3 separate regions of the Homo sapiens genome follow, and all the other regions are linked to region 2. A link is an interaction called in ENCODE POLR2A ChIA-PET data of the cell type or tissue named here. Cell type or tissue: OCI-LY7. All regions are shown on one strand. Region 1 overlaps DIS3L2 (DIS3 like 3'-5' exoribonuclease 2). Region 2 holds the start of CHRNG (cholinergic receptor nicotinic gamma subunit). Region 3 has its middle 9.5 kb from the start of ALPG.

Region 1 (8,000 bases), 250 kb after region 2:
GAACTCAGGGGACAGACAGAGGATCTCAAAGTCTAACTTTTTAGTCTAGTCTAGATCTTCTAGTCTACCTTTCTGCCTGTCAGACAGAGTTTATGCTCTTGCTTCCACCTTTCTGCCAGGGAAACACCTTTGACAAAAGGAAGGAACTTCTGCTTGTGAACACTTCTACCTATGAAAACAACCAATGACAGGCCAGGCGCGGTGGCTCACGCCTGTAATCCCAGCTACTCAGGAGGCTGAGGCAGGAAATCTCTTGAACCTGGAAGGCAGAGGTTACAGTGAGCCAAGATTGTGCCACTGCACTCCAGCCTGGGCAAGAGTGACACTCTATCTCAAAAATAAAACCCCAATAACAGGGGGCTGCTTAGTAGAGAAGTAAAGGGTACAGCCTCTTTAGGCTGCTGGGTTTTGAATCCCAGCTTTACTTCCTGTTAGTATGTAATCTCTTTTACCTTAGGTGCCTCCTATGTAAAAAAGAGATAATAACAGTGCCTAGCTATAGCGGAAACTCAATGATGTTCTTGATGTATTATACAGTAAGGCCAGAGGTTATTCCTGATAATGAGTTGAGATCAGAATTCAAAACATGACATGCTGGAACAAGCTGATTGGGACTCAATATTTCCAAATGTGATCACTCTAAAACCTGAGTAATTTCTACAACAATAAGGTCCAATTTCTTTACCTGAGCAGTATCTGGGAAACACTCTCTCTGTGGCTTGCTTTCTGTAGGACTCCTTGGGCCGCAGCAGGAAGATACAATGCTTCAAAGCCTTGCTGTCTGCCTCAGCAGCCCCACTACCACTACACTGCTCTCCTGTGGCTGTGCTGACACGGGGTCAGCCCTTGATAAAATCAAGGCAGCCCTGATTTTATGACCCAGTGACGCTAGCTCCAGAGCACCAGCATCAGGGAGGCCCTATGCCACTAGATGAAGCTCACGACTGAAAAAAAGCTTCCAAGGCCCTGCTGGGTCAACAGATGTGCCTCCACAAGGAAGCTGCCCAGAACCTCAGCACTAGTAACAACTTGTCCATTAATCTCTGCCTGGGGAAGGAAGAGGCCACCCCAGCCTGTTGGAGCATGGCAGAGGGCTGGCTTCTGACAGTCTGGATACATGAAAATTGCTTCTATCATGGCCTGATTCTTCTCAGTTATTCTCAAGTTGAAACATGTCTCTAGCTGTGTACTTGTTTAACAATCATATTGTCCCAACTAGATTTTAAGTCCCTGTAGAGAAACCCCAGTGTAAGTTTACTCTTTGTGATCCCCACAAAGGCTTTAAGTTAAGGCAATGCAGGGCCCCGTGATAAGCAGTAGGAATCACAGGTTCCACATGCAACCAGAGACTGTGCCAGGAACAAGTGTCCAGGTATCACTGCTCCTATCTTAAAGGTGAGGGAACTGAGGCTCAGGGAGGTTAAGTAACTGACCTGCCCAAGGTCTGGCAATACATAAATCAACCCCGGCCAACCTGGAAATGGAACTCAAACCCATACGGCTCTAAAGTCTTGGCATTTCCTACTGGGCCACACTTCCTGTTTCTTCTCCCACAAACAGGGACACTGTGTTGGAGGCTGCAAGTTGCAACAATTTACCTTTCCCCTTCTCTAGATTCTAACAGAGAACTGCAAATGGCATTAAGAATGTCAGCCTCCTCAAGGCTCACTGTCAATTAAGGTGGGCGCTGAAGAATCAGGTGAGAGCTCAGTAGACTGACCCACCCAGTTGCAGGTGGAGAGGCTGGACTGGAGGAAGGGGATGCCTGGGTGGGCTCCCTCCAGGCAATGTCAAGCTTGGAGCCTGCAGGTGCTAGGTGAGTCCACTCAGGGAGAGCAGGTGAGAGATAGGTTGGCTTCACCTTTTCAATTCAATGAACCTGCCCCCAGTTGTGGCCCAGTCACACAGCTAAGTAGTAATAAGACCTGAACTAGAGCTTCTTTCAGGGTCTGTAAAAGGTTAAAAGAGGAAATGTCAGTCAGCTAGTCCAAAAACTGCAGAACAGAAATAAAGAAAAAAAACCCAAAACAACAACAAAAATTAAGATCAATATAAGAACTAGCATTATCCTATTAAAAATGGGTTGGGGACCCTTATAGCCACTTCCTATTATTTAGTCCAGGGCCCCTATTCAGGACTTCATCTGTAAAATGAAAGCCTCAAAAGGCTCCTGTCTAAGTCTCCTTCGGGCTCTCCTTTCACAGTTCTGTGGGCAAGCACCTGCTAAGCATTCTCTCTGTGGTGTGCAGCTCCATGCCAGGTCCCATGGGAGGTTCAGGATAAAGGTTGGCAAAGATGACTGAGCTGCACTGCCTCTAATACTGAGGGAGCTTAGAGAATGATCTGGTAGAGGGGCCTGCATGGTGTAGATGAGGCCTCAGGTCTGGCAGGACAGCAAGGATCTGAACGATGGATGCACTCAGGAGAGATTCCAGGTGATGGGGAAAAAAACAGACCTTTAGCTCTCCCGGGGCAAAGACCACATGGGGCATGTCCATCAATGTATCCCTAGTGCCTTCCAGAATTTTCAACAAAACAGGTGCTCAATAATAATTGTTGAAGGAATAAATGATCAAAAGCAGAGAAAATAAGAATGAATATTCAATGTTCCATGAATACACAAGAGATTGGTCTGACTGCAAAGTTGGGAGTAAAATTGGGAAAAGATAAAATAATAACATTGATCGTGGTATCGAAGATGATACTAAGCACATCAACACATTCTGCCAGACTCACAGGGTGGGTGCAGTTACCATGCCTACTTTACAGCTGGGAAGCTGGAGGCTCACAGAAGTTGAGAAGCTTGCTCTGGGTCACACAACTGCAGCCCTGATACTTGAGCCCGGGGGCCCTGACTCTCAGTTCAGTGCTTTCCCATAAGTCGAGAGAGCCTAAGCTCACATCTGACAGGCGATAAAACCTGGACCCTCTTCTAGTTTGTGCCCCACTTCTAGGCCAACTTTGACTGTGTGATGTGGCTTGCTTTCTGATGGCAAGCAGCCCCTGAACTGAGACCTGGCTATTTCCTGGGGGCAATGCTGGTGTTGCACACAGAGGAATTAAAAAAAAAACAACCCACTTTTTATTCTGAGATAATTATAGCTTCAGGAAATTGCAAAGGTAGTATAGAAAGGTTCCACGTGCCCATCTCCAATTTCCACCCAAGGTTCCATCTTACATAATTATAGCACAATATCAAACGCAGGAAACTGACATTGGCATAATGGGTGTGTCTAGTTTTATGCCATTTTGGTCACACACGTACATTTGTGTAACTGCCATGGCAATCTACATACAGACTGTCCCATCCTTACACAGCTCTCCCTTGGGCCACCCTCTGCTCCCCCCGCCATCCCTAGCTCCTGGCAACTACCTACCTGTTCTCCTTCTCTATAAATCTGTCATTTTGAGGATGTTACCTAAATGGAATCATACAGCATTTTAAATAGCTCTTCAAATAATCCTAAGGTCAGGACTTGATCCATTTTTTAGATTTTTAGAAGAATATAAAACAACATCAACATCTACCGAGAGAAATGAAAAAGTAAGCAGAATAAGAAATAGACTGGGCCTAGTCCTGGCCCAGTCGCTCACAACACCTGTAGTTCCAACACTATGGGGGTGCAGAGGCAGAAGGACTGCCTGAGCCCAGGAGTTGGAGACCAGCCTGGGCAACACGGTAAGACTTTATCTCTACTAAACTCAAAAAAATTAGCTGAGCATGAAGACACGTGCCTATAATCCCAGCTACTCAGGAGGCTGAGGTGGGAGGATCACTCGAGCCTAGGAGGACTGCAGTGAGCCATGTTCATGCCACTGCACTCCAGCCCGGGCAGCAGAGCAAGACCCTGCCTCAAATAAAAAGAGAAATGATTCCATCCTAGTTCTGCCACCTCTAGCTATGTGAGTTTTGACAAGTGTTTAAGCTCAAGTCTCAGTTTCCTCATCTCTAAACAAGGGTAAAAGGCTTGAGGATTAAATGATCGAATGTGTGAAAGCACTTGGCAAACTGCAGGCTCTCAATAAATTCTAGCTGTTTGTTGTTACTAAAGCAAAGCCAAAGAAGCCTCTGTGCTTCTTTATAGAAAATAAGGCTCTCAGTGGTCACAGATGATTAAGGAAATGACCATGCCAGCCCTTAAATGACCCCAGGTTATTCTTCCTCTTTCTTTGCAAGACTCCAGGATGGAAACAACCTGGGGATTCTTAAAAGGCGCTTCCAACAGGCGCCTTCATGTGCGCAGCCTCATGAGAACAGGCAGCCATCCCCACGCCAGATTCACCAGGGGGCCCTGAATTCAGAAAGTGGGGAAAATGGCCAAGTGCTCTCTGCTTAGCACAGGACGCCTCCAGAACAGCCGGGTTTGTGCAGAGGCCCCCAGCAGCACACTGAGCACAGAGAAGGGGCCAGTGCGAAAGAGAGGCAGGGGTCAGATGTGTGATTGAATTAGGTGCTGCATGGATACTCCTGAAAGCGCAGCCTTACTCAAAGGCTGGATGTGAGAAGGGGACAATGGCCTGAACTGCCCACGAGGTCATCTTTACTATGACTAGCTATGGAAATCTGAAAACATCTCCCCCAAAATCACATATGTGAAGACTCCATTATATAGTGGAAAGAGCACTCGACTTTGAGCCTTTGAGTAGCTGGGAACCTTGCACAAATGGCTGGCTATATCTGAGCAATATGCCCAAGGCCCATTGAAAATGGGACAAAACCAGGCATTCAGAATCCTTCATGATTTATTGAAAGTGGCATTGTCTGTGCCTCTGCATGGCACCAGCAGGGGTGGGATGGGGGGCACTCCTCCTGATGGTGGGGTCACCCCATGGGTCTCCTGTTCCCTTGGACTTTTCAACTCCTCTGGCCCACATTCACTCACTCAACTTTTCTCCTTTGAAGTTACAGAATACGCCCTCATCTATCACTGACATGTTGGGTTTCAAAAGGACTGGGAGTGAATTCCCTTTTTTTTTTTTTTTTTTTTTTTTAAATAAACGAGAAGGGCTCAGCTGGAAAGACAGAGAGTAGGAGGTGAGGAGGGAGGGTGCAAGCAAGGAGGAAGGACGGCTGGTTTCCTCCTGCTCCACAGTAGCCTCTGGGCTCACTGTCAGGGGATGGAGGCTTTCATGGGTGCCACGTGCTGCTCCTAAGTGCCTGTGTGCTCACCGTGGTCTTGCCAATTAGATTTCATATTGCTTCTAGTCCTTCCTGCTGTACTTTGGGAGGTATGAGCAATCCCGATGCTTCCCATGTCTCTTTAACTCAGAGGCAGCAGCCTGTGGCAAGGTAGAAGAGGAGCAGCAGACTTCCGGTCCAGCCACCTGGCAAGCGTCTTTAAGTGGGCAGCTCACGCACCTCAAGCCTGGAGGGTCTCCACCCAATGCCTGCTCTTCCTCCCCTGGGTGGTGCCGATGATGCTCCTGGGTGGCACGTCTTCCTGCCTGTCAGAAACCTGGGCATATCCAGGTGTCCCCCCTCCCTTTTGTGGTTCTGATTCCACTTCTCTCATCTGTTCCCTCCTGTCAGCTGTGTGGCCTCACCTGCATACAGCCACAGCCATCTAACTGGCTTCCTTGATGTCTACACCTTGACCCCTTCCAACTCATTCTCTACAGAGCTGCCAAAGAGATCTTTCTAAAAAAGAGGTCCCATCCCACAACTCCTATATGTAAAATGCTTCAACAGCACCAAGTTGAATTCAAGAAAACATTCATATTTCTTTTTTTCTTTTTGAGACAGAGTCTTGCTCTGTCACCCAGGCTGAAGTGCAGTGGCGCCATCTCGGCTCACTGCAAGCTCCGCCTCCCGGGTTCACGCCCTTCTCCTGCCTCAGCCTCCCAAATAGCTGGGACCACAGGCGCCCGCCACCACGCCCGGCTAATTTTTTGTATTTTTAGTAGAGATGGGGTTTCACCATGTTAGCCAGGATGGTCTCGATCTCCTGACCTTGTGATCCACCCGCCTCGGCCTCCCAAAGTGCTGGGTTATAGGTGTGAGCCACCGTGCCCAGCCGAAAACACTCATATTTCAAGGCAGAGCAAACAAGTTCCTCCAGATCAGCCCTGGTTACATCCCCAACATTTCCCACCACCACTGGGAGCCCTTCCTCTGACACAGCCACACCAATGGCCTGTACATTCCAGAACAAACCAACCCACGGCAATGCTCTGCCTGGGACATTCTTGGAGAAGCCATTTCCAGGCTGCTCTCAACTGCCTTGCCTTACTGGAACTGGAATCTTCTGCCAGCTTCTACAACCTAGCATGGATCACAGAGTGGACCATGCATTTCTTGAAGACAGAGCTGTGTTTTATCTCTCTTGCGGTGATACAGTGCCAATTATCATTGTTGTTTTCTGAGCACTTCGGCTGCAGTGTATGGAGGGCCTCTATGTAGCTTGGCTGAGGTTGGTCATCTCACAGATTTCCATCAAACATTAGCTGCACATCCTTCCCAGGCAAGCAATCCTTGGTCTCTCACCCACACCAGGCTTTCTTCCCACCACATTACACTCCAGCTGTTCTGAGGAAAACTCCATTCCAATGGCAGTCATAACTAGCAAGCTGCCTTGTTGACTATAATTTTTTAAAGCCTCTCAGTTATGAGATTAAAGCATGATTGGGTGAGTCACTGACATGGGTGTTCACATGTAATCGGCAAAGTCCTGTGTTTGGCACCATTCTTCATTTCAACTTTGTGCAACAGTTAGAAGGACTTATCTAGAAAGTTTGGAGGTTTTTCTCTAATCATCCCATACCCTCTTTTCAAATGATACAATCTTCAGTTTGATGCCAAATCTTAAGCCAGAGAAGCCTGGTATCTGTTTAAAAGCCACCCCTCGGGCAACTTCTAAGGCACACACCTCCTTTTCAGATGGCTCACAGAGAGCATCATGCCTGGCAAGGCTCCTAGGACCAACTCCATCCCAAATCTTCTCAGGTGCAACTGTTTTCCAAAAGAAACTTCTAGGCCTGGGCAATATGTTTTAAAAAAGGAAGAAACTAAAATGTAAATCCTAAAATTATAAAACCTTCAGAAGAAAACAGATGAAAATCTTTCTGACCTTGGGTTAGTCAAAGGTTTCTTAGATATGACACCAAAAGCACAATCCATAAAATAGATTGATAAATTGGACTTCATAACAATGAAAAATTTCTGCTTTTCAAAAGACAGGAAAAGATAAGCCAGAGAGAATGGAGAGAGAAGAAATGAAATGACAAGCCAAAGACTAGGAGAAAGTATTTGCAAATCACAAACCTGGTAGAGGATTTGTATCTAAAATATTTTTAAAAATCCTTTCCAGGCCAGGCGTGGTAGTTCATGCCTGTAATCCCAGCACTTTGGGAGGCCGAGGTGGACAGATCACGAGGTCAGGAGTTTGAGACAAGCCTGGCCAACATAGTGAAACCTCATCTCTACTAAAAATATAAAATAATTAGCCGGGCGTGGTGGTGGTTGTCTGTAATCCCAGCTACTTGGGAGGCTGAGGCAGGAGAATCACTCGAACCCAGGAGGTAGAGGATGCAGTGAGCTGAGATTGCACCACTGAACTCCAGCCTGGGCGATAGTGCAAGACTATCTCAAAAAACAAACAAACAAACAAACAAACAAACAAACAAACAAACACACACACCAATTCTCCAAACTCAGTAATAAGAAACCAAACAACCCAATTAAAAATGGGCAAAAGATATGAACAGACACTTCACCAAAGAAGATATGCAGACAGCAAGTATACATATGAAAAGATGCTCAACAGAATTTGTCATTAGGGAAATTCAAATTAAAACCACAATGAAATACCACTATGCACCTATCACCACACCTAAAAAACAAAACAAATAAAAAACTGACAATACCAAGTGCTGACAAGCACATAAGAAATAGAATTCTCAGCTGGCCATGGTGGCTCACGCCTGTAATCCCAGCACTTTGAGAGGCCGAGGTGGGTAGATCACCTGAGGTCAGGAGTTTGAGACCAGACTGACCAATATGG
Region 2 (8,000 bases):
AAGGGAGCAGTTCTGCCAGTCGAAGGGGAAGTAGGTGACTGAGATAGAGCAGGCGGAACGGAAGATGGCAGGCGGCAGCCAGTAGATACAGCCGTCAGGGGACACGAGCACATTGCAGTAGAGGGCCACCTCGAAGACACCGTCCACGCTGTATGCACAGAACAGGCCAGGCCACGAGGCTGTGGGCTCAGCCCCCGACACCCCAGCCCCAGACCAGCCCCTGTGCCCCATGTGGATAGGGGCCTGGGGACACCAGTCCCTACCAGCCTGTCACCCCCTGACTGGTTCCCACCCGGACCACTAGGTCCCCCCAGCAATCCTCCTGCCACCCCCCGCCCCAGACAGACTTCCTCAGGCACCACCTCCTAATTTCTGCTTATCTTACTCTCTCTTGTTTTAATCATAATAATAATAATAATAATAATAGTCATAATAGCGACTAATGTGTTAAGCCCACACCATGTGCCAGCCCCCGAGTGATGCACTTTTCATGCCTGTCTTGTTGACTCTCGCCAGCTTCTATAGGACCCGTCAGCGGCCCCATGTTACAGGGAAGGGAGCAGCCCACCCAGGTGGCCCAGCCCAGAGGAGATGGAGCCTGGCGTAGGGTCTGCTCTGCTGGCCCTGGGGTCAGAGGGCATACCCAGGGCCCTGCCCTCGGCACCTGCTCCATCCAGTTCTTCCCTAGCCCCACAGGTGCCCGATTTGCACCCTCTGCTCATCTTTCTCTTTTCCCAGAGTGCCTTGTTCTGCTGGGCCCAGACCCTGTGTCCTTTGTCCCCCACACCCCTGCCTGCACCCCCTCCTCACTTGTTCTCCAGCACGATATCCGGCCGCCACACCATGGTGGACGGCACCCTCAGCACCCACAGGCCTTCGTAGTCTCGCGGATCCCAGCGCAGGCGATAGTCGCACCACTGCTGCAGGGGGAGGGGCAGTTGCTAGGCCTCTGCCCTCTGCTGCACCACAGCCCTAGGAGTGGGCATCCAGCCCAAGAGGACAGAAGAGGCAGGAACGGGGCAGGCAACTCTCAGGAGGCCTTGGGGTGGTGGGGTGGGACCCCTGATGGAAGGAGGGTGGCAGGGTGGCCTCTTACCATCTCTATCCAGACATTGGTGGTGAGGGCTTCCTCTCGCTCGTTCTGGGGGTGCAAGGGTGTAGTATGGAGGGCTCAGCCCCCGACTTCAGTGCCAGTCCCCACAGGCCACCAATGGGGCCAAGCATCCCCCAGCCTCTTGATAGTACTCCCCCCACAACCATGGGGGTTTTCCAGACCCCAGCCTGTCCGATTTAGGGCCCTCCAACCTCTTGGTGGCTGGAGCCACCCCATGCTATCCCCAGCAGGTCCCAGGGCGTGGTGCGCTGACCCCTCCTCCGTCCTGCGGCTTACCAGGGAGATGAGGTTGGTGAGGGTTAGCTTCAGGCTGACATTGACCACATCCGAGTCTCGTTCCGCGGGCCGCAGGTTGGGGTCGTAGTTTTGCATCAGGTCTGCGAGCAGGCGCTCCTCCTGGTTCCGGCCCTGGGCCCCTGCAATAGACAGGCGTGAGCCTAGCAGGAGCTTGGAGGTGGAAAGAGCGGGGAGGCCCTGGGGGTGTGAAGTGGGGACTCAGGGAACTGGGTCCAGGGCAGGCCCCAATACCCCTCAGACCCTCCATCCCCTGAGGCTGTGGACCCCAGCTCTGGGACTCCCCAGGCTGAGATTCCTTTGTGTCCCACCCAGGCAGACAGCCAGCAGCAGCAGGAGGAGCAGCGGCCCCTGGCCCCCATGCATGGTGCCTCAGCTCTCTGCAGTGACAGGGGTGGGACAACAGCTCCAAGGTCTGGGGCAGAGAGAGATGGGCTCTGGGTGTCATATAACAGCCTACACTCCCACCCCAGCCAGCCCAGCCAGCCCGGCCAGCCTGGCCCAGCCCCACCAGCTGTCTGACCACAGCGTTGTCAGCTGTTCCAGGATGGACACAATGCTGGGCTCAGGTTACCTGGGCTGGAGAGGGGAGACAGGGGCCCCGTCTGCCCCAAAAGAGACATCCACCTTCCAGCCCCAACTCGGGCTCAGTTGTCCCAGCCTCACCTCCATGTTCCACATGGGGGGCAAGGACAGCCAGGGCCAGCTGGGTGTGGTAGGGAAGGCAGGTCGCCGAGGAACCTGACAGCGGCTCCAGAGAGGGCTGAGGTGGACTGCCTCCTACTCCCTCCAGGGAGTCAGGATTTGGGTGGGTGTGAAGGCTGTTGGGTAGGCATGTGAGGGTTTTTGTGTTTGTTTGTTTGTTTGTTTTTTGCTGGAGTGCAGTGGTGCGATCTTGGCTCACTACAACCTCCACCTTGATTCTTCTACTTCAGCCTTCTGAGTAGCTGGGACTACTGGCATGCGCCAACACGCCTGGCTAATTTTTCTTCTTCTTCTTCTTTTTTCTTTTTTGTATTTTTAGTAGAGACGGGGTTTCACCATGTTGGCCAGGCCAGTCTTGGAACTCCTGAACTCAAGTGATCCACCCATCTTGGCCTGCCACTGGGCATCCCCCTCACTGGGCATCCCCCTCACTCGGCCTCCCCCTCACTCGGCATCCCCCTCACTCAGCATCCCTCTCCCTGAACTTCCCCCTCGCTGACCTTCCCCCTCACTGGGCTTCCCTTTCCCTGAGCTTCCTCCTCCCAGAGCTTCCCCCTCCCTGAGCTTCTCCCTCCCTAAGCTTCCCCCTCACTGGGCTTCCCTTTCCCTGAGCTTCCTCCTCTCTGAGCTTCCTCCTCCCTGAGCTTCCCCCTTCCTGAGCTTCCCCCTCCCTGGGCATCCCCCCCACTGAGCTTCTCTCTGTGTGGCCCACTTTTCCTGGAATTTACAAAGCCCTCGTTTCCTTCTCACTTCTGAGAGCCTTGCCTTTCCATTTTGCCCTCTGGTCCCCCTAGATGCAGTTTTCTTATCCTCTTTTGCAGACCAGTTTCTCTCCACCTCTTTACTCTCCTCCATGCCCACATTTTACCAAATTCAATGGCCTCCATGATCAGGAAGCACTGCCAAACAGTGGACCACCTGTCCCTGCATCCCCTACCCTCCACCCTCCTGTTTTCTCCCTTTCTCTGCTCTGGGAGAGATGGCCTAGAAGCCTTCTTGGTGTTCTCCGAAGGGTAAATCATCAATGAGGAATGGAAGTTTCTTGCAGGGGTTACGTGTGCAGGGACAGGACCCATTCAGAGAAAATCATCTGTAGAATTGTCTAACACTACTTCTCCTTTGCCACCCTCTGTTATAATGGCTGGTAGAGCAAGATACTCATTTCCTAGTCTCCCTTCAGATAGGCTAGCCATGTGATGTTTTGACCTGCGGGATGTCTACTGGAGCTTTATGGAAAAGTTGTTTTTTTTTTTTTCTTTGAGTTGGAGTTTCACTCTTGTCGCCAAGGCTGGAGTACAATGACTTGATCTCGGCTCACTGCAACCTCTGCCTCCTGGGTTCAAGCGATTCTCTTGCCTCAGCCGCCTGAGTAGCTGGGATTACAGGCGGGCGCCACCAAGCCCATCTAATTTTTGTATTTTTAGTAGAGAGGGGGTTTCACCATGTTCGTCAGGCTGGTCTTGAACTCTTGACCTTAGGTGATCCAGCCGCCTCAGCCTCCCAAAGTGCTGTGATTACAGGCGTGAGCCACTGTGCCCGGCCTATGGAAAAGTTTTGCTTCTTGATGAAAGGGGTCAGAAATGGCTGGCCCTTTTCTGCCTGAACATAGGTGCTAAGTGTGCAGCTGTGGCTGTCAGCTCACAAACTGGGGCCAACAGGTCTGAGGACAGAAGCCAACTTGCCATGGAGGCAGGGCTGGGCAGATGGCAAAATGCCTGGGTCCCTGATAGCTTTGTTAGACAGCCGAGCCAACATGATCACCTCCGCCTCCCTATTATTACTATGTGAGAAAAAGGAAACCTTATGTGTTTAAGCTACAATTCCTTCAGCTTTCTGTTCCTTGCAGGCCAGTGTATTACTGATTCACTGTCCATTGAAAGAGAGAGGGTAGCCCTGTTGGTCTGGAGAGAGTAAGGAACACTCTCTGGCTTCCCGGAAAGCTGTGCCTGTGAGCATGGCTTCCTGGGGACAGAAGATGGAGTTCTATGTCAGTCAGAGTGGACCAGTCCTGACAGCACCACCGTGCTGGGGGAGTGGGTGCCTCTGGTGGAAACTGTGGTGACCCTGGGAGCCTGTGCAGGAGGCACCCCCCCGGTTTTGTGTGACATTTTGGGGTTGTCTTCTCTGGAAGTCCACAGCCACTTGAGCAGGGCCTAATAGAACTGAGGACTCACCTGGTGGTTGAACCAAGACCTGCTGCCAGCAGCGCCACCATGAGGCAGAGAGAAGCAAAGACTGTGGCTGAGGGCCCTAGACTCTCTGTGCACAAGACGGACCCTCCCTGAGTTGATGGGCTATTCCTGGGGAAGTCTCAGATTTCCTGCTCACCTGACAGGTGTGAGAACAAACTGGCTTTCCTATTTAGACAGGACAATTAAAGATTTGTACCTTGAATTTTGTGAATAGTTCATGCTGGAAGGCAGAAGTTACTAGGGTCAGTTTTGGTTTTAAATGGTTTTTCTTTTTCCTTGGTTACATCTAAACATTAAAAATCTCACCTTCTGTATATCTGAGTTAATGAGGTCACCAATTCCCCCCTGAGGGAAATGGGTTAAATCACCACCCATTAAATGTGCAGGTCACATGAAAATGCTCCTACTAGAAATTCAATTTTCACAACACCCCATGACTAGGACTTACTAGACACACATTTTGCAGATTAGAAGATGGAAGGTGAGGAGTGAGATGAGGAGCAGCTCACTCAAGGTCACATTGCTGGTGTAACAAATGACACCAAAACGTTGTCACTTAAAACAACACACATTTATTATCTCACACAGTTTCTGGGGGTCAGGAATCCAGGAGTCACTTAGCTGGTGGTTCTGGCTTAGGGACTTTCATGGGGCTGCACATAAGATGTCTACTGGGCTGTGATCTCATCCGAAGGCCCTACTGGGGCAGAGGATCCACTTCCACATTCACTCACGTGGCTGTTGGCAGGAGGCCTTAGTTCCTTGCCATGTGGGCCTCTCCATAGGGCTCCTTAACATGCCAGCTGGCTTCCCCAAAGTGAGAGATCCAACTGATGTGAGAATGAGGGCTAATGAGCAAGAAAGAGGCCATAGTGTCTTTCCTAACCAAATCTGGGAAGTGAGGTACCATCACTTCTGCCTCATTCTATTGGTTACCCAGACCCACCCTGGTACAGAGTGAGGGGACTGCACAAGGGTGTGAATACTGGGCATCACTGGGGCCATCTTGGAGGTGGACCACCATACAAACAGACCCTTGTCTCCCAATTCCTGCAGCCTTGGCCTTTGGCCCTCAGGATAAGATTGAGTGGAGGCTGCCTTTGGGATAGGGTTGCTAGATTTAGCAAATAAAAATAGGGGACAAATTTCAGAGAAACAACGAATGATTTTTTAGAATATGTATGCCCCAAATAATGCATGACAACCCTAATTTGGAGAGGAGTAGGTGCTGGGGGGCAGGGACCCTTTGGGGAGAGGTGCTGCGTTCTGGTCCTCTAGGATTGTGTGTGCAACCTCAGGCTGACCCCAAGTCTTTGTGGATGTCGATCCTGACCTTTCCACTCCAGTCCTCAACTTCCCAAAGGGACCTAGGCAGAGAGGTCAAGGCAGAAAGAGCTAGGAAAGGATACTCTGGGGTCTGGAGGGAGGGAGGTGTCCTCAACCTCAGTCCCAGGTGAGGCCTCAGAAGCCTGAGGTTGAAGGGTAGGTAGGAAGAGGGAGGCTGGAGGGGCCAGAGAGTGAAGGCGCAGATTCCTGCCTGCTCTACCCCACACCTTGGGGGAGGAGAAGCAGAGAAGGGGCCCTATCTGTCTCACCCCTATCAGAGCTCTCCCCCTGAGGCCACCCTGAGTGGCCTCCTCCCTGGCCCCTGAGCCAGCCTCGGGCCTCCCCCCAAATCGTCCTGCCCACCCACTGTAGCCGATGTCCACCCTCAGACCATCTCGGGTGGCCCCTGTCTTGATTTCAGGGGAGCCATTGAGCATTGAGGAGTGGCTGCTCCCTCCCTTCCTTGGACTCTTCCCCAGTCTGAGGGGCACGAGCCTCAGGGCTAGGAGTGGGTGTCATTAGGGACTGTGGCTCCTCTCTCAGACCCTGCTGTCTCCTGGCTCCCCAACAGGCCCACCCTAGATGAAGCGCTTGTCCTGCACGTTGTAGGAGTAGGGGTCCCCAGGAAAAGGCTGGGGTGGTGGCTGGTTGTAAACGCCCTGCAGGAAGATCCAGGCTGTGCCCACCACCATGACAGGCGTCACCACAAACAGGCAGAGGCGGTCCACTGTGCGGGCCACTCGGTTCCAGCTGTCTTTCTCCTGTGGGTAGGGGCAGAGAGAGTGGGGTGAGAAGGGCCTCAGGCCACAAAGCCCCACCCCCAAGCTGGGGCCCAGCCATGGAGGCAGAGGGCGGCTCAGTGTGCCTGCAGAGGCTGCCTCGGGCTTGCAGGATAATGCTGGCTTGTCCCCAGCAAGGTCCCAGGCCCCTCTGGCCACAGGCAGGGCTGATCACTCTGTTGAGGAGGCGGGAACAGACCATAGCCTCCCTCTCTGCTGTAGCACAGGGCTCTGGGGCTAGAGAGGAACTGAGGCCCAGGGGTCTCTCCTAGGGGCTGAGGAAGGTGGATAGACCCCTCTCTTCTTCTCCCCCATCTCAGCAAGTCAGGGCTGCTGCCAGCCCATATGTGAACTGGGAAAAGGTGCCCTTTCTCAAGAGATAGTTTTTAGAAGTTGTATAATGTTGAATAACCATATATGGCTACCTTTAAAATGTCTGGTTCTGTCTGGAGTATCAGGCTTGGAACTGAGTAGGGACAGAAAATGATTGGCAGCTGGGAGAAAGAAGGGATCCTAAGGGATGCTCAGAGTGTGGCCTGGACAGGGTGGAGCTGTGTGCCTATGTGTGTGTGCCTGGCCCCAGTGCTGCTATAGGGTGCCAGGCAGGAGTTCTCTCTCCCTGGCGGGGGGGCCTGGAATCTGTGTCACATTAACTCCCTCATCTAAGTTGGTGTGTGCCTCTAAGGGGAACCCTGCCCTCTTAAGATAGAATACACTTAATCAGTGCCCTACTTGAACACCTGTACATGGCAATCCTGTGGTCCCTTACCTCATTGTAATTGTTCTGGTCCCTCATGTGGTTAACAATGAAGTTTGCCCCATCCACAGCTGGCTTCAGCTCATTGAAGAGTTCCTGCTGGGCCTGCTCAGAGCTTGCTGGGGGCCGGCCTACAGACGAGGGGCCAGAGTGGGTGTGAGGCCTGCCTCCACCCACCTCCCACAGATGGGCTGAAAACCAAGACCAGCGGGGACCCACGTGCAGTGGTGAGGCGCCTGGCCAGCCCATGCCGCTCTGACTGCTTCTCGAACATGAGGTCACTGCGGGACTTGAGCAGGAAGTACTCCTCGGCCTTGGAGATGTATCCCAGGGAGCTGCTCCTCCGCACCAGGGCCCCAGGGCTGGGTCCATCCTCTGCTGGGCGGGACATGTGCAGGAGCTCCGGCAGGGTCTCCAGGAAGAGCTGGGGCCATGTCAAGGGGCCACAAGAAAGGCGTTGTTTTTTGTTCTTTGTTTTTGAGACGGAGTCTCATTCTGTCACCAGGCTGGAGTGCAGTGGCGCGATCTCGGCTCACTGCAACCTCCACCTCTCGGGTTCAAGTGATTTCTTGCCTCAGTCTCCCAAGTAGTTGGGACTACAGGCACGCGCCACCATGCCCAGCTAATTTTTGTATTTTTAGTAGAGATGGGGTTTCACCATTTTGGCCAGGATGGTCTTGCTCTCCTGACCTCGTGATCTGCCTGACTTGGCCTCCCAAAGTGCTGGGATTACGGGCGAGGCACCGTGTCTGGCCAAAAAGGCCATTTTACAAGCATGGGGTGACCTTTACACATCCTAACATCTGTGACTTCATTCCTGGCTGCCACAAAGT
Region 3 (8,000 bases), 120 kb after region 2:
GTCTGTGTCCAGCTCGGAGAGCTGAAAGTGCCGCATAGACGCGCCCCTGACCGCACCTCCTCACTCCAGCCTCTGCTCCTTCCCCCACCCCACTTGGCCTTGGCTAGGACAGGTCGTGGACAAGAAAGGCGAAGGGAAGAGAGATGCAATGAAGGCCCCCTACGTGCCAGGCCCCGTGCCCAGCGCCTCCCCCTTCCCATAAGAGGCCTCCCAATCCAGCATCCGACACGTGTGTGCAGGGAGGAGGACAGGGGAGAAGACTCCACTGTGCACGCGGGGATGGTGGCCCCGCCAGACTCTCCTCGTCCCTGGTTTCCGCAGTGAATGAGGCCGGCAGCTGGGGCCTCTGCACCCAGGCCTGCGTCTCTCCTCGCGGTGCCTGGGAGCCCCGTCGGGCTGCTGCGCCTCCTGAGCCTGACTCTGCTCTTCCCGCAGCTTTGGCCCCCCGGGGCCATGCAGAGGCCCACTAGGAGGCCAGCGGCCGCGCGCATCCCATAGCCCAGGTGGCCCAGGGCTGCATCGCGGCGGCCTCGGTGCCATGGAGCCCGGTATTCGCTGACGGCGCACTACGACGCGTTCCAGGAGGTCAAGTACCTAAGCTGCTGTGGCGCGGGGATCGTGCAAGGGCCTTTCTGCCGCCCAGGCTTCTCTCAAGGAGCAGCGCCACCAGGACCTGGGCTGCCGCGCTGGAACCCTGCGTGAGGTGAGCCTGCGGTCGGGGCTGGTGTTCGCCGCTGATCTCTGCGCCATCCTGGCGGCTATGCTGGCGCTCAAGTACCTGGGCCCGGTCGCGGCGGGCGGCGGCGCCTGTCCCGAGAGCTGCCCCGAGGGCAAGGCCTTAGCGCGCGCCGCCGGCCTCCTGGCAGCCAACCTGGACGCCAGCATGGACTCGTACCAGAACTTCTACTTTTTCGTCTGCGGCTGCTGACTGAAGCGCCATGCCACCCCCAACGAAAAGCTCACCTATGGCACCATCGCGGCCTTCGGCGAGCAGAAAGAGGAGCGCCTGAGGCGCCTGCTGGCACGGCCCAGGGATGGGCCCGGCGGCGCGGCCCAGTGCAAGGTGAGCGCCTTTTTCCGTTCGTGCCTCGACATGCGCGAGATAGAGCTACTGAGTCCTCGGCCCATGCTAGAGGTCATGGAGGACTGCGGGGGCTGGGACCTGGGCGGCGCGGCGGAGCGTCCGGGGGTCGCGGGACCTCAACCAGCTGGGACCTCAACCAGCTGCTGTACAAGGTGCAGGGCGTGTACAGTGCCGCCGCGCTCTTCTCTCTCTAGATCAGCCTAGATTACAGGAACTCCTCGCGCTACGTCATCCGCCTGAGTGCGATTCCCGAGCGCCCAGCCAGCGGCCGCAGACCCGGGGCGTGGCCCTGACTAGGGGTCCCTGCGCGTGGGAGGAGGGTGCGCAAGAGGAGAGAAAGGGAAAGCAGGGGAGGGGAGCGCTTGGCGGCAGAGCGCGGGAGGAAGGCGCAAGTAATTTCCCTGGGTTAACTGAAGTGTTCAGCCGAGCCGCGGGAGCCGCAATTTCCCAGCCCTCTGGAAGGCAGTGAGGGCAGGGAGGGAGGGACGCGCCGGCGGGCTGGGCTGACATCTCCGTGAGGGCTGGGGCTGGCGCCAAAGCCAGGAACCCCAAGGGTCAGTGCGGCACTGCGCAAGTGCCCCCGACAGGTAGGGAAAGTGCAGGCTTTCAGGGGTAAGCTGAGACAGTCAGGGATGGGGCTTTGGTCATCTCGTCTGGGTGGAAAGAGGGGCTGGGGTCTGCGTGCTTCTGGGTCTCTACCCATGGATGTCTGGTCGCTCTCTGGGCATTGGGGTGAAAATTCCATCTGTTTGGGGAGTCTGGCATGTGGATCTCTGACCTCTGGCCCCTGTCTCCCTCCCTAGATTGACCAGGATGGGCTCAATCTGCTAGAGAGGACTCTGTACCTCGCTCAGGATGAGGAGAGTGAGAAGGTGCTGGGACATGGGATGGGGAGGCAGGGAAGGCCTGGGGCCCCAGGATGGGTGTCCCTAGGCTAGGCCTGTCCCTGTCCCTGGATGAGCCCCTTCCCGTGGTGCAGATACTGGCAGCACACAGGGTGTTCATGGAGCGAGTGCTCAGCCTCCTGGGTGCTGATGCTGTGGAGCAGAAGGCTAAGGAGACCCTGTGGCTGTAGTGGGGGCAGCTGATGACAGGGGACCATGGGGCAAGGCTGGCTCAGCCCTGATTGCTACGCCCACCCAGATCACTGTGTCAGAGTATGATGATTTCCAGCGAGATGTCAGCTCCATGTACAGAAAGATGACGCTGGGACAGCTGCAGAAGATCACCCCCCCCCCCCATGTGAGTATGGCCCAGGCCCCTCCCCTGCCCCCTGGACTTGCTGGCTGGGTGTGCCATGAATTTCCACCCCTACTTCTGTCCAGTAGTCACACTAGAGGAGGCAGCACTAAAAAAGGACCCAGAGCCCGGGTATCCGATCCTAGCTCTCCCCTCTGCTTTCCGAGGCCCTCGGCAGGGCTGGGAGCTTCCTGAGCTGCAGTTTCCTCACCTAGGGATGGTTGGAAAGAGAAAGTGTGGCTACAGCTCTGCTGTCCCTGGGCCACCCTTGGGAGAGCCTCGTGGTATCTATCCACCATGGGGAGGAACAGAGGCCTTTGCAAGCCAGCTCTGAGTCAGACAGTCACCCTCAAGGACAGACGCTGTCTCCCCATGGCAAGTCAGGAAATGATAGAAGCCCTGACCCATCAGCTTCAGGGGCTGGCATCAGTAGCGAGAGTGTCCTGCTGTGTCATTGAGCTCAGCACACTCCAATTTCAGCCTCCACATACCTGGGATGACCTCCTGCCCCTTCTTTGAGGGACTATCTGAGTGCTGGGTCCAGCCGCAGGCTGGGTAGTACAGGCGGGGGTGGTGCCCTTGGTGGCCCATATGAATGTCTTTCTGGACACCCCACTGGCTTCATCTGGCCCCCAGGGTCCTGCATAACTACCTCGTGTGGGACGTGGTGGTGGTCCTGAGTGAGCACCTGTTCTTACCATTCCATGAGGTGCTGCACAAGCTGGCACAGGAGATGGAGGGCAGCGGCAAGCTGCAGGAACTGGCCCGGGTCAGCCTGGGCCAGGCCAACCACCACTATGGCATGGCGCTTCGTGCCCTCTTTGTACATGAACACTTGTCAGCTACCAAGGTGGGCCGCCCTGGTTTAGGGTGGGGAGGATGGTGCTGAACTGAGGGTGGAACCCTCCCGAGGCCATGGTCCTCGCATGGGGAGCCCCAAATGTCCCCCTGCAGGCAGGGGGACCAGGCCCTGCTTAGGCCTCAGCCTATTCTGAGGCTCCAGTCTGCTCCTCCGCAGGCCTCCTCCTCCTGGTCTGTCAGCGGTAGGTGGCCCTCCCTGCCAGGCCCCTGCCCACCTTCTCAGCCATGCTCAGGAGGCATCTCCTTAGGGATGCCCATGGTGGTTGCTGCAGCCATTTCCTCTTCTAGCCTGTGAGCTTATTGTCGGAGGGGAAGGGTCTGGATCCCTACCTCCAACATGTCCTCTTGGCGCCTAGCACCGAGCTCTGGGCTTAGGAAGTGGTGCTGAAAGACTCCTTCATGCCAGGAGTGATGGACCAGAGTGAAAGGCTGCTGGGTTGACCCTTGCTCCCTGACCCCTGACCCTGCATGTGTGGCAGCTGGTGGAAGACACCAAGTACATCCTGGGCCAGCGCCTGGAGGAGCTGGACTGCATGGAGACCAGAACAGCTACTGGGGCCGTGGTGAGGGGCCCCCAGTGCCATCTGTTGGTCCCATGCACATTGACTGAGCACCTACTGTATGCCAGTGAAAGAGAATAAAAGGGACAAAGAGGACTTCGTGGAGTTGAGCAGGCCTGCCTCCCCCACCGTGAAGCCCACTCCTAGGCTGGCCTAGTGCTCCTTTCCTTGGTGGGCAGGGGGTGGGCAAGGATGCTGTGCCCTGAGGCCCTGTGCCACCTCACCAGCCCTCCGGCCCGCAACTTCAGTACATGGTGGTGATGGTCGGCTACCCAGACTTCCTTTTCAAACTGGGTCTGTGGACAAGGAGTATGAGGTGGGACTGTGTCCCTGCCTGCCCAGCCTGACCACAGCCTCTCTGCTAATGGCACCTGGGAGGGCAGGTGGCCTGCATGGCCCGGTTGTGGCGCTATCTGCAGCCTTGCCCTGGTCTGCGGCTGAGTGCTGCCCATGCCCCTCATAGTTTAAGGTCCATGGGAAGACCTATTACAAGAACATCTTGAACAGCATCTGCTTCAGCATCCAGCTCTCAGTCAAGAAGACTGGGCAGGAGATGGACAAGTCCATGTGGGTGCCTGGCCCAGAGCTGGGGTGTCAGAGGAGGGTCATGAGGCAGTAGCCGGGAAGGTGGTGGCCCAGCCCAGAGGTGGCACAGAAGATGCATTGTCAGGAGATGGGTGTGGCTGGGCTGCCAGGAATGTCCTGCAGTCCGGGCTCTGTGACCTTTCTACAGAGGTGGTTGTTCCCCCGACAGGTGCTCATTGCCTTCTATCTACGCAGCAAGAACCAGATGGGTTTGGGGTGTGTTTCTATACCTATTGGGTCCATATATAGGTGGGTCTCCCACTTGACCACACCCTCCCTATAGTGTAACCACAGAATGTCCTGCAGTCCAGGCTCTATGACCTGACTTCAGTGATCAAGACATAACATACTCTGGCCAATGCATGCCCGGTGGCATCCTAGGTGGCAAGCTTCTATCAAGAGGAACTTCAGCTGCTTCTTGGTGTTGGGGTCCAGTGTGTGGCCTGGTAGCAAAGGGGGAAGCTCTGGTCGGAGGGAGTCAGTAGGTCCTGGGGCCGCCTTAGCTCAGAGGGTACAATTACAAGTCCCACATAGTAAGTCCCACACACTGTAGACATCTTGGGACCCCCTTGGGATGGGGGCAAAGGCCAGTTATGCAGATGCTAACCCGGTGGGGAGGCCTGTTCCTAGAACCAGTGGGACCAGGGCATCATCAGATGCAACATCAGCACCCAGCAGAAGGGCACAGCTGGGATCCCCCTTGAGTCCTGAGAGGCTGCAGGGAGCATACTCCTCTTCCCCGATCATGAGGCTTCCTGTGCCAATCACTGGAACTGTGTAGGGGCTCACGGGCACTCAATGGGCAGGGGGCCTCGGATCTGGTGGGGACTGAACTTGTGGTGCCATCTGGGGTCTGAATTTTGCAGGGAGTGAGACGCCCCTGCTCACAAGGAGTTGCTCAATTTGAATGGCCTGCCCAGGCTGCAAGCACCTCAAGACTAACCTGGACCTTGGGGTTTGGTTAAAGGAACATCAGGCCCTCCTGAGTGCTTACTGTTTGCTGGGCTCATCACATGCCTCAGCACAGCCCTGGGCAGTGAGCGACCCAAGAGCTCATGTTTAATATTGAGCTGAATGCTGGTGCCTTCACCCTTCATGCAGGCACCCACCCCATGTGGTTCCCGGGTGCCCCGGAGGAAGGGAATTGGGTGCCTCAGGCCAGGGGTTGACACAGTACGCCCTCCAGATCACAAGCTTTCAGCAAATTGTGGAGTATTAGTGTGTCTGCCTAAGTAGATTGACAGATTATATGATCTAGTTTTCTTTTTTTTTTTTTTTTTTTTTGAGACGGAGTCTCACTCTTTCACCCAGGCTGGAGTGCAGTGGTGCGATCTCGGCTCACTGCAAGCTCCGCCTCCCGGGTTCATGTCATTCTCCTGCCTCAGTCTCCCGAGTAGCTGGGACTACAGGCGCCCACCACCATACCTGGCTAATTTTTTTTTTTTTTTTGTATTTTTAGTAGAGACGGGGGTTTCACCGTGTTAGCCAGGATGGTCTTGATCTCCTGACCTCATGATCTGCCTGCCTCGGCCTCCCAAAGTGCTGGGATTACAGGCGTGAGCCACTGCGCGCAGCCTTATATGATCTAGTTTTAACCGACCTAATCCTCCAAAAGGGCCAAGAGGCTCACACAAGATTCCTGTAAAGAATCTGCAACTAACAACAGAAATCCAGAGCAGATGAACCACAGCAGAAGGGGGAGCTGAGAATTCCTTATTACTCCTGGCAGAGCGCACGTCACCCGGGGTACGGACCTGACCAGACGTTACCCCTAATAATAAAAAATCAGCAAACAAAACTCTTTGAATTTCCCCCACTCTGATTACTGCTGAAGTTTGCCCCGGGTGCCTTGTTCCTGGAGGTATTACTTAATTACTTATGAGCAGTGTGAAATCCTCATGGTTGGCAAGGTGTCTAAAACTAAGCTTTTTGTTTTTTCTGAGACAGAACGTCGCTCTGTCGCCCAGGCTTGAGTGCAGTGGCAAGATCTTAGCTCACTGCAACCTCCGCCTCCTGGGTTCAAGTGATTCTCCCTCCTCAGCCTCCTAAGTAGCTGGGACTACAGGCATGCATCACCATGCCTGGCTAATTTTGTATTTTTTAGTAGAGACAAGGTTTCACCATGTTGGCCAGGCTGGTCTTGAACTCCTGACCTCAGGTGATCCACCTGCCTCTGCCTTCCAAAGTGCTGGGATTACAGGCGTGAGCCACTGTGCCTGGCCAAACTAAGCTTCCGGAACTGAAGAAAGAGTGCAATTTTTTCCCATCAATGTTTAAATTTAGGTGCAGTTCAACCCAGTACTTCTTGATATTTCCATACGCAATGACAGATATTTGGAAAGCTCTTTTAAAGTTTCTTGCATGATACCATGAGACTAAAAACACCTACCACCAGGGAGAAACTTAATTCTTTCTGTTGCAGGAAAAATGGCAGAAACAATGAGCAGTAAATGATCTGTCGACAAACCGAAAGACTTCTTTGTCAGCAAACACCGTCGGAAGATGTGGAGAAAACACTGCCGAAGATTGGAAGAAACTCGTGTTAGAGCAAAGTACCCAGTGTGGGAGGTTTGCTTTGCAATGAGCTGAAAGCACAGATGTTCCCAACATGGCTCAGCTGAAGGTATTTGCCAGGTGCTGTTCCAATAGGGAAATACACAAACCACTTCTTTCATTTTTTTTCATGTCCCACTAAAAGGTAGATATAGCAGACAAGATATATTGCCAACAGCAAATGCCTTTTTAAATAAAAACAATGTTATGAGGAAATGGTGGAAATGCAACCACAGATGGAATAGCTACTCAGGAAGGGTTTTTTCAAAAAAAGCATTCCGGATACAAATCAGTGTGCAGAGGTAGGTTCACCCTTACCCCTCACTCATTGGCTCACCCCCCGTCTAATCAGCGCAGGAAAGAAGCCCAGCGTGTACATGAGATGTTGCAGAAGGCAGTGGGGTTGATTTTGTAAAGTTTAGATAGCCGCATAATAGAAACTTAAACATAAATAGAAACTTTAAGATACTTGGTAAGGGGAGTGGGTGGAAACTTTCTGGCCACATAGAATGAGTCGCAGAATGACAAAGTACTGAACCCACCTGTCCTGAGTTCTCCCTCTCTTTCTTCCTAACTCTCCCTCCCTCCTTCTTACAATCCAGTTTGCTGACTTTGAACTGAAAAGCTCTCCATTTTAGGCGTACCATGAAAAGATTGAAAATATAAATATACTTCCTGTGTGTCCTTCAGGTAAAGATGTCATTTCAATGACAAAATGAGAAGGTAATTATCTTTCAATGAAAACTCATGCTAAGGAAAGTGCATATTTTTGAATAGAAGTTTGAAAATATTTTCATGACACTTGATTTTGTGGTCAATAACATAGCTGACCGATAAGCCCTTATACCTACACATGAAAAACAAAAACATAAAACAAAAAACAAAAACCTAGACAACAGAATAATCTAATAGCAGAACAATCTATTTTAAAATTTGTCCAGTTTTAAATAATAGAAGTCCGTGGGTGTGAGCACTCATGTAAAATATAATCATGCAGCACCTCCACATTGGTTAGAAAGAGGAACTGACTGACAACTAGGAAGATAGAAATATACTAGCTGGATTTTACCAGAAACCTTTGCATACTTGATGGATGGAATTTAACAATGAGTGTGATA

What was found. Peaks named below come from ENCODE experiments on the same cell type or tissue, not always from the same donor. Only the 100,000 strongest peaks of a DNase experiment are listed, where the experiment ranks them.
Region 1: POLR2A ChIA-PET joins it to region 2 with 6 read pairs; 2 of 35 experiments call an interaction of 5 or more read pairs at or near these places.
Region 3: POLR2A ChIA-PET joins it to region 2 with 6 read pairs; 3 of 35 experiments call an interaction of 5 or more read pairs at or near these places.

What each region holds. Positions count from the first base shown.
Region 1 is chr2:232,279,135-232,287,134 of GRCh38, reverse strand. The region is part of intron 13 of DIS3L2 (DIS3 like 3'-5' exoribonuclease 2); the gene reads right to left. Among named protein-coding and RNA genes, the nearest start is that of ALPP, 96 kb to the left of the region's middle. In OCI-LY7, no CTCF peak of the experiment used is centred here; no DNase peak of the experiment used is centred here.
Region 2 is chr2:232,533,522-232,541,521 of GRCh38, reverse strand. It overlaps CHRND (cholinergic receptor nicotinic delta subunit), which reads right to left. Exons shown (of 12, transcript NM_000751.3): 10 at 7,387-7,591; 11 at 7,180-7,298; 12 at 4,858-6,392. The coding sequence ends at 6,210. It overlaps CHRNG (cholinergic receptor nicotinic gamma subunit), which reads right to left and starts at 1,830. Exons shown (of 12, transcript NM_005199.5): 1 at 1,720-1,830; 2 at 1,391-1,530; 3 at 1,097-1,141; 4 at 811-920; 5 at 1-148. The coding sequence starts at 1,774. RefSeq lists enhancers at 1-8, 5,838-6,357, 7,400-7,920. In OCI-LY7, a CTCF peak has its summit at 4,332 (motif pointing left); DNase peaks (open chromatin) are centred at 4,321 and 7,181.
Region 3 is chr2:232,412,355-232,420,354 of GRCh38, reverse strand. It overlaps the pseudogene ECEL1P1. Among named protein-coding and RNA genes, the nearest start is that of ALPG, 9.5 kb to the right of the region's middle. RefSeq lists enhancers at 1-510, 1,294-2,077. In OCI-LY7, no CTCF peak of the experiment used is centred here; no DNase peak of the experiment used is centred here.